Regions from separate parts of the Homo sapiens genome. Here regions 1 and 3 are each linked to region 2. Evidence: chromatin loops called from intact Hi-C (ENCODE). Cell type or tissue: heart right ventricle. All regions are shown on one strand. Region 1 overlaps LINC00504 (long intergenic non-protein coding RNA 504). Region 2 overlaps CPEB2-DT (CPEB2 divergent transcript). Region 3 overlaps LINC00504 (long intergenic non-protein coding RNA 504).

Region 1 (2,500 bases), 82 kb after region 2:
TGTATGTCTTTTTATATCTACCATGACAGTGTACACATAGTGTACACAAATGTCACTCATCCAATTCATTGGAATCTGTATTCTATTTCACAGAGAATGAACTTCAGCCCAGCATGGTAGGAAATTATCCTACTTCCAGGCAGGCAGCCTAATGTCATAGAGGGGACATTGGACCAAATATTTCTGTGCTTTACTTTCCTTATTTATAGCTTTAGTGTGACAAATTGGAGAGGCCCTGAGTTATTGTCTACTTTTAAATTCTATGTAATTCTGAATTAATGGCACTAAATTTGGTGAAGTTTTATGATAAAAATAGGTAAAATGGAGAAAAGAGTCATAACCTTGTGAAAATAAGTGAAGACTAACCACATGACAACAAAGGAAGGCTATTTATTCAGAGCTTGCTACAGGAAGGGAGTTAGCTACCATCACATGCCAGACTCCAAGGCAGGCAGGGGAGTGGGAAGGATTTGTAGTGGAAAGAAGGGAAGGGCTCAGGTGTGCCCTGGGTGGAGGCTGTTGGCCTGGGAAATCTGAACATGGGCTAACTCAAAGCAGGGCATCCCATGCGATCAATTAGGGATGAATATTTAATTTTCGCTGGTTGGTCCTAAGCTGAAAGTGGGGACAACAATTAGGAAGCCTGGCAGTTATTAATAAAATCTTGGCCATCATGGATTTACTGTGACAGGGGTTATTGTTTGGCTTCCTGGACAAATGACTAGAGATTACCAGTTACTGCTAACCTGACTTCTGTACATCTGATTATAGACAGCTGGCTGGCTTCCTGGGTTTGTTACTGTGGATGATGGATTGGTTTTCTGGACAGGTTGCCAGTTGTGGGTCAGAGTTCTACGTTTATGTAGAGCTGGGCCATTGTCTGTTTGGATAGTCAGCCTCCTCTTATACTCACTAGCTCTTGGTTAAAGTTCCCCATATAACTCAATTCAAAAGTTCCCCAAGTCAAGGAAATGTGTCTTGTGTTTGTGCTTCTGGTAAATATGACAATAGAGGAAACCATGGATCTTCCTGGAATTCTTTTCCTGTAGTTCATCATTGTCACAAATCATGTGCTGAATGTAATAGTTAGACTTTTATGATTCTGGGAAGGCATCTTCTTAAACTTCAAAAGAGTTGTGAGTTCCAGAAGAACCTAATGGGACTCCTGTGCACTCTCATGGCTCCTGAGGGGAACTGGAGGCTCCCCCATGGAGTGTTTAATTCCCTGTACTGATTACTCTCAGGATGTCAATGAAGACTGGACTAGATTTGACATAGCATGTCTCAGCAATTTCAGAACAACTCTCAGGATTTCTGTTTTATTTTATTTTTTAATAAAAAGGGAAAGAAGTTCTTGCCTAGGAGTCCATATGCCCTGACCTGTGGCCTGACCTAAGAAGGATTTAAAAAAAAATGATTATTTAAAAAACCACACAAAGAAGAACACATGGCAGAGACTGTAAGACACCCACAGAGCCTTATCTATCTACTCACTTGAGAGCAAACTTTTGTCAACCCCTATCCCGGTCAATTAATAGAGAGCCTTTGCCAGATTTTAGAAGTAGGGTCCCCTTCACTATTAGTGCAGTGAGTTTGGGGGTGGTGCCTGGCAATGAGTTTGGGGATAGTGTCTGGCATCTCCATACAGTAACTGTAGAGGATAAACCAGTCTAACTTGTCAGGCTGGCCAAATGGGGAGCAGCTGAAGGTGGTCTCAGAGGCTCTGACATCAGCTGGCTCTCAGGAACTGTGGACCTGAGTGTTTTGCTTTGTTTTCTAAACCACTATGGCTCCTCCTATGTGACTGCTCCCGGGGCTAGTCCTGCTGCCTTTTCCAGTTCAGCCTGCCTGATGGCTGGAGAAGAGTCAGTATCTTCAAGGCTTCAAAGCATCCTCATCCCAGAGCTCAGTCTGTCTGAGTAAAACTTAAAGCATACTTTTCCTTACCTTTTCCATTCCTGCTGGTTCAGTTCCCAATCCTTGGTTCAAAAGCCAGGTTGAATTACCTTTCTGGGAAAAGCTGTCAGACATGTGGGGATGATAAATAATAGCAACTCAAAGTATTAATACTTATAGCACATCATTAGGTGAGCAAGTCAAATATGAACGTGGGCCTACAGCATAGTCTTTTGTTTCCTTTTTTTTTTTTTTTTTTTGAGATGAAGTCTCACTCTGTCAGTGGCACGATCTTGGCTCACTGCAACCTCCGCCTCCCAGGTTCAAGTGATTCTCCTGCCTCAGCCTCCCAAGTAGCTGGGACTACAGGCACCCCCCACCACGCCCGGCTAATTTTTGTATTTTTAGTAGAGACCGTGTTTCACCATATTGTCCAGGCTGGTCTCGAACTCCTGACCTTGTGATCCACCTGCCTTGGCCTCCCAAAGTGCTGGGATTACAGGCGTGAGCCACCACGCCCGGCCTAAAACATAGTCTTAACTACTTAAAGCAAGTGAATAGAAAAATAGCGAAATTTGCATTGAAACAAAATGTCAGAAAGGAA
Region 2 (2,500 bases):
CTTCCCCCAAGCAGGCTGTCAGGGAGGCAGTCACACCCCATCTCTCACTCCGTTCAGGCAGGAATCGAAGCACAATTTGGCCTCTTTGTCATTTTCAAAAATCAAACCTGCCTAGGGACCAAGTTCCAGCAGCAGCTGTTTTTGCTTTATGCTTTATTTAAAGACATTTAATTTTGAATCCTGTATGTTTTCAATGATATTTTTAATTTTTGGTAGAGCAGACTGTGTACATGTATAAAATATCCTTGATTTATATAGAGGAGTTCTTTCATTAGCTGACTTTTTTTTTTTAGGATAAAGGCAGATTAATGATCCTAATTAATAACTAAGTGATTATAGCTTTTTATTGTTTTAATTATTTCTTAAAAATAATAGTAATTAAATATCAAATATATTAAATTATTACTTTATGGACAGCTTTGTGTCAGATAGTTTACATACATTTTCTCATCAGGCTTTATCAGAATCTTACAAAGTGGACGGAGAAACTAATGTCCATTTTATGAATAGAGTCTCAGGAAGGGTAAGTGGCTTGTTCAAGTTCTCGTGTCCAATGAGTAGGGAAGCTGAGATTTTTAACCCAGGTATGTCTGATGCCACATAACATACATAATGTGATATTACATGTATACTGTACATGTATATTTATGTGTGTGTGCATACCTATATATTATATTATTTATATGTGATACCCAAACTTCCAAATCACATTTTCTCCTCATCTCTTTCATTTTCTTTTTTCTCTCACTTTTTCTATCTCTTGGCCTCTTCGCTCCTTCTGATGGTTGACTAACCGTGCTGTCATTCATGGGCTGTGATCTGAGAGGACAAAGTGTTAAAGCATTTCCCATCTTATGTGGACTTCCCAGCTCACCTATGCCCAAAGTGGATTGAGCCCCTGATCCTGAGGCCAGAGGACCTGGGATCATATGTCATTTCTTTTTTGTTCTAGCCTCATATATTTGGGCAAGTCTTGCAGCTTCTCTGAGCCTCAGCTTCCTTATCTCATGTGTTGGCTGAGGCTCACAAGAGCTGGTGTCCTGTGTGCCTGCCAAAGTTATCATGAGGATTCAATGTGAGGATAGATGTGAAAGCAGTTTATGAGCTGTAAAGTGCAATGGTCACTCTATTGTGTTCTCTGGGCTGCACGTCCTCTGTGATGAGAGTTTATCTGGGAGGCAGGAAAGTGAGGAAAAAAGGAATCCCTGCAAAGCCAGCCCCACAGATGAGTAGGAATTAGAAAGGTCATGTGGGATCCAGCAAAGCATCCAGGAGGCAGGATTAGTCATCATCCCGAGGCAGAGGCACTTGTTTGTTTCTACTCCAGGAATTTGTCATCGTCACAATTCCACCACTCCCTGCCTCTGCTTATTCTGAACCTGCCATTACTGACCAGCTTATTTCTATTCCTATCTCTCAGCCTTGTGGCTTTTGCTGCCTCATGCCGTTGTCTGTGTCCTGTCTTTTGCACCCAGCCTCCTCTCTGAGTTAGTTCTGCCTTTGTTTGTGTTAAGGACCGCTGGCTCATTCTGTAGGTCTCACACTTCTACTGCCTGGGGAGAAGGTTCAGTTTGCTATCATCAGTGTTGTGCTGGTAATGTTTAATAACTGGTTCTCTGTGGGAGGTTGGGTGGGGGTAGGGGAAACCCTGACACCTGTGTGTTGCCAATTTCCTTGGCACAAATACTCCTACGAGAGATGGTTTCAAGCTGTCAACATAACGTCACCTGGCTCCTCAAATCCTGAAAATGGAACAGTTGGGGCCCATAAGCTAGCATAAGCCAGCTCCAGCATATCACTGTCACCCCTGTCTGCTGCCTCATAGCTGCTGGTCAGTCTAGGGATTGGCTGGTCTTGAACTGGGGTCGTATCCTGGTCCATTTAGCTGTGGTCAAGGTATCAGGATTACACATTTAACTTCTCTCTGAAAGTCCTGTGGACAGAGGAACTTTCCAGTTTATTTGTTTGACTCTCATTTTACAGACGTCTCTGTGACTTCAATAAAATAAGGGGAGAGATAGAAAAGGAGGGTAAGTAAATATAAATTAGAAAATGATTAATGCCACAATAAAGGTGTAAAAGATGTAAAATGAGGGTTCAGAGACAGGAAATGTCACTTGGTGGCAAACAAGGAAGACTTTATGGAGCGGATAACATTTTAACAGAGACTTCAAGAATGATAGGGTTTGGAGAGGTAGAAATAGAGGAGAAGGTGTTCAAGATACAAAGAAAAAGGTTTGAACAGAAGTGTGCAGTGAGGAGGCATGGAATAGGTATGGAGTTTGTGAAGAGGAAAGAGTGATCCTATTAGGAAGAAAAGTTGGACCAGGCATAGTGGCCCATGCCTGTAATCCTAGCATTTTGGGAGGTCACGGTGGGCAGATAGCTTGAGTTCAGGAGTTCAAGACCACCCTAGGCAACATGGTGAAACACCATCTCTACAAAAAATATTATTAAAAATATCTATATTATAAATTATATTGTATTAGGTTGGTACAAA
Region 3 (2,500 bases), 75 kb after region 2:
AATTATTTTACTAGTGTTTTGGCCTCCCATAAACACTTTCATGACATACCCAAACTCTACTCCTTAAAATGAGATGCTAACCTACTCTGAAAATCATTTGAGAGGACTAACCAAGCTAGAGTTCCTGGCCCTCAATAATAGCTAGACAATTTTAGGATTTTTGACATGTATCAGACATCCCTCAAAACTAGTCAATGGATTTACCCTTTAGATGTGACTAAGGTAGAACATCTTTCTTGGCCTACCTTCTTTCATTTGTGAGATAAAAGACTGAGAAATAGAGCTATGAAAGCAAGAAGCCTGGAGCGAGTCACACAGACACTAGTAACATACTGGAAATCCTACAGCTACCTCTTCATTTGCTCTTTTACAACTACCAAGTGACAGATTAAACTCTGAGCATACAAGAGAGAAATGACAGTGTAGCTTATTATATGGCCCAGATAAGTTTTTTAAAAATGCCAGTAACTGGCATTGCTTTGAGGACTCACTTTAATAAAATAAAACTGGTGTTTTATTAAGCTTACAGGAAGCCAAGTACTTCCCTACATTGTACCAAGTCTTCTCTCACTGTGGCCAGTAAGAAGACCTCTTGATATGTGTGGATGCTGTGATTTGAACATGATGGAAACTTAGTTGCTACTGTAATAGTAGTAAGAGGTGTGGTCTTTAAGAAGTGATTAGGCCATGATGCCGGGGCCATGCTTTTGGGCTTCTCAGCCTCCAGAACTATAACCAAATAAACTTCTGTTCTTTATAAATTACCCAGTCTGTGGTATCGTGTTATAACAACAGAAAACAGACTAAGACAAAATTGGTACCAGGAGTGGGTTGTTGCTATAACAAAAATCTAAAACTGGATAATGGGCAGAGGCTAGAAAAAGCCTGTATTGCCATGAATGGAAAATTAAGGGTGATTCTGTTGAGGGTTCTGAAGAAGAGAAGAGCTTTAGGGAAAGTTTGAGTCTTCTTAGAGATTACTTAAGTGGTCATGACCAGAATGTTGGTAGAAATAGGGGCAGTAAAGGCCATTTTGTTGAGGTCTCATATGGGAAATGAGGTATTGGAAACTGGGATAAAAGCCATCCTTTTTACAAAGTAGGAAAGACCTTGGCAGAACTGTGTCTGTGACCTAGGACTTTATAGAATGTGGAACTTAAGAGTGATCAACTAGGATATCTGGTGGAAGAAATATCTAAGCAGCAAAGCATTCAGGCTGCTGCATGGCTATTTTTAACCACACAGTGAGATATGATAGTAAGTAAATTACTTAAAGGCAAAATTTATATTTAAAAGAGAAACATAATGGAAAGATTTGGAAAATTTGTAACCTGGCCATGTAAAGAGTGAAAAAAAATGTTCAGGAGAGAATACTAAGGATGTGGCCAAGTGAACATTTGCTAAAGAGATTTCTGTCGTTGGAAGAAAGCCAGGTGCTACTCATCAAGACAATGGGAGGAGGACCCAGAATTCATTACAAAAATTTTTGAGGCTGCCTTCTTATCACAGTCCTAGAGCTCTAGGAGGGTAGAATGGTTTCAGGGGATGAGTTTGGGATGCCCTCCACAGATTCATTCCTAGGACTGCCTCAGAACTCTGCACTCTGCATTTCGGCACAGCGCTTCTCAGCTGCCCAAGCCAGGGCTCAAGTGGCCCCTGGTGTGACTCAGGCTGCCACTCCCAGGGGAGTAGCATTCACACTCCCTCTTATATCATGTGGTATTTACTTGTCAGAGGGGTGGAGGCACTGCAGAGAGCCACTACTAGGGCATTGCCAGGGGAAACGTGGGTTTGGAGCGGCTGCAGATAGTCTCTAGTAGGGAAACATGTAGTGGAGTGGTGGAATTGGGGTCATTCCTGAGACCGCAGATCTGTAGAGCTACCAATGTGAAGTGCTAGTCTGGGAGAGCTTCAGGCATGAGACTCCAACCAGTAAGAGCAGCATAGGCAAACTGCGTAGGTCCCAACCCATGCTCAGGTGTGTTCAGGATTCAGGAGTCAAAGGAGATTATTCTTCAAATTTAAGACTTAATTTTGTTTTCCCTGTTGGGTTTTGGAGTTACTTGGAATGACCTACCCTTCTTTTCTTGCCAGTTTCTCCCTTTTGAAATGGGAATGTCTATCCTATCCCTATTCTACCATTATATTTTGGAGGTAGATATCTTGCTTCATTTCACAGGCTCACAGCTGGAGGGAATTTGTGTCACAATGAATTATGCCTTGAGCTTCACCCGTATTTAATTTAGATGAGACTCTGAGCTTTGAACTTTTGAGTTGGTGCTTGACTGAGTTTAGACTTTGGGGGCTATTGGAATGAAATGAATATATTTTGCATGTGAGAGGAAGGGCGTGAATTTTAGGGAACAAGGGCAGAATGCTGTAATTTGAAAGCGTCCACAAATGTTCATGTCTTGGAAACTTAGTTGTCATTGTAACAGTACTAAGAGGTAGGGTCTTTGAAAGGTGATTAGGCCATTAGGGCTCTGAAGAGATGATTGTC

Evidence for each region. Hi-C counts contacts between places; a loop is a spot of excess contacts. Peaks named below come from ENCODE experiments on the same cell type or tissue, not always from the same donor. Only the 100,000 strongest peaks of a DNase experiment are listed, where the experiment ranks them.
Region 1: a loop joins it to region 2, with 2.4 times the contacts of the local background. A loop is called at or near these places in 24 of 110 quality-filtered maps.
Region 3: a loop joins it to region 2, with 2.9 times the contacts of the local background. A loop is called at or near these places in 25 of 110 quality-filtered maps.

Annotation. Positions count from the first base shown.
Region 1 is chr4:14,833,856-14,836,355 of GRCh38, reverse strand. The region is part of intron 2 of LINC00504 (long intergenic non-protein coding RNA 504); the gene reads left to right. Among named protein-coding and RNA genes, the nearest start is that of LINC00504, 53 kb to the left of the region's middle. In heart right ventricle, no CTCF peak of the experiment used is centred here; no DNase peak of the experiment used is centred here; H3K27ac peaks cover 1,240 bases.
Region 2 is chr4:14,916,004-14,918,503 of GRCh38, reverse strand. All of the region lies in intron 7 of CPEB2-DT (CPEB2 divergent transcript), which reads left to right. Among named protein-coding and RNA genes, the nearest start is that of LINC00504, 29 kb to the right of the region's middle. In heart right ventricle, no CTCF peak of the experiment used is centred here; DNase peaks (open chromatin) are centred at 1,249 and 1,463; H3K27ac peaks cover 2,500 bases.
Region 3 is chr4:14,841,232-14,843,731 of GRCh38, reverse strand. The region is part of intron 2 of LINC00504 (long intergenic non-protein coding RNA 504); the gene reads left to right. Among named protein-coding and RNA genes, the nearest start is that of LINC00504, 46 kb to the left of the region's middle. In heart right ventricle, no CTCF peak of the experiment used is centred here; no DNase peak of the experiment used is centred here; H3K4me3 peaks cover 464 bases; H3K27ac peaks cover 2,309 bases.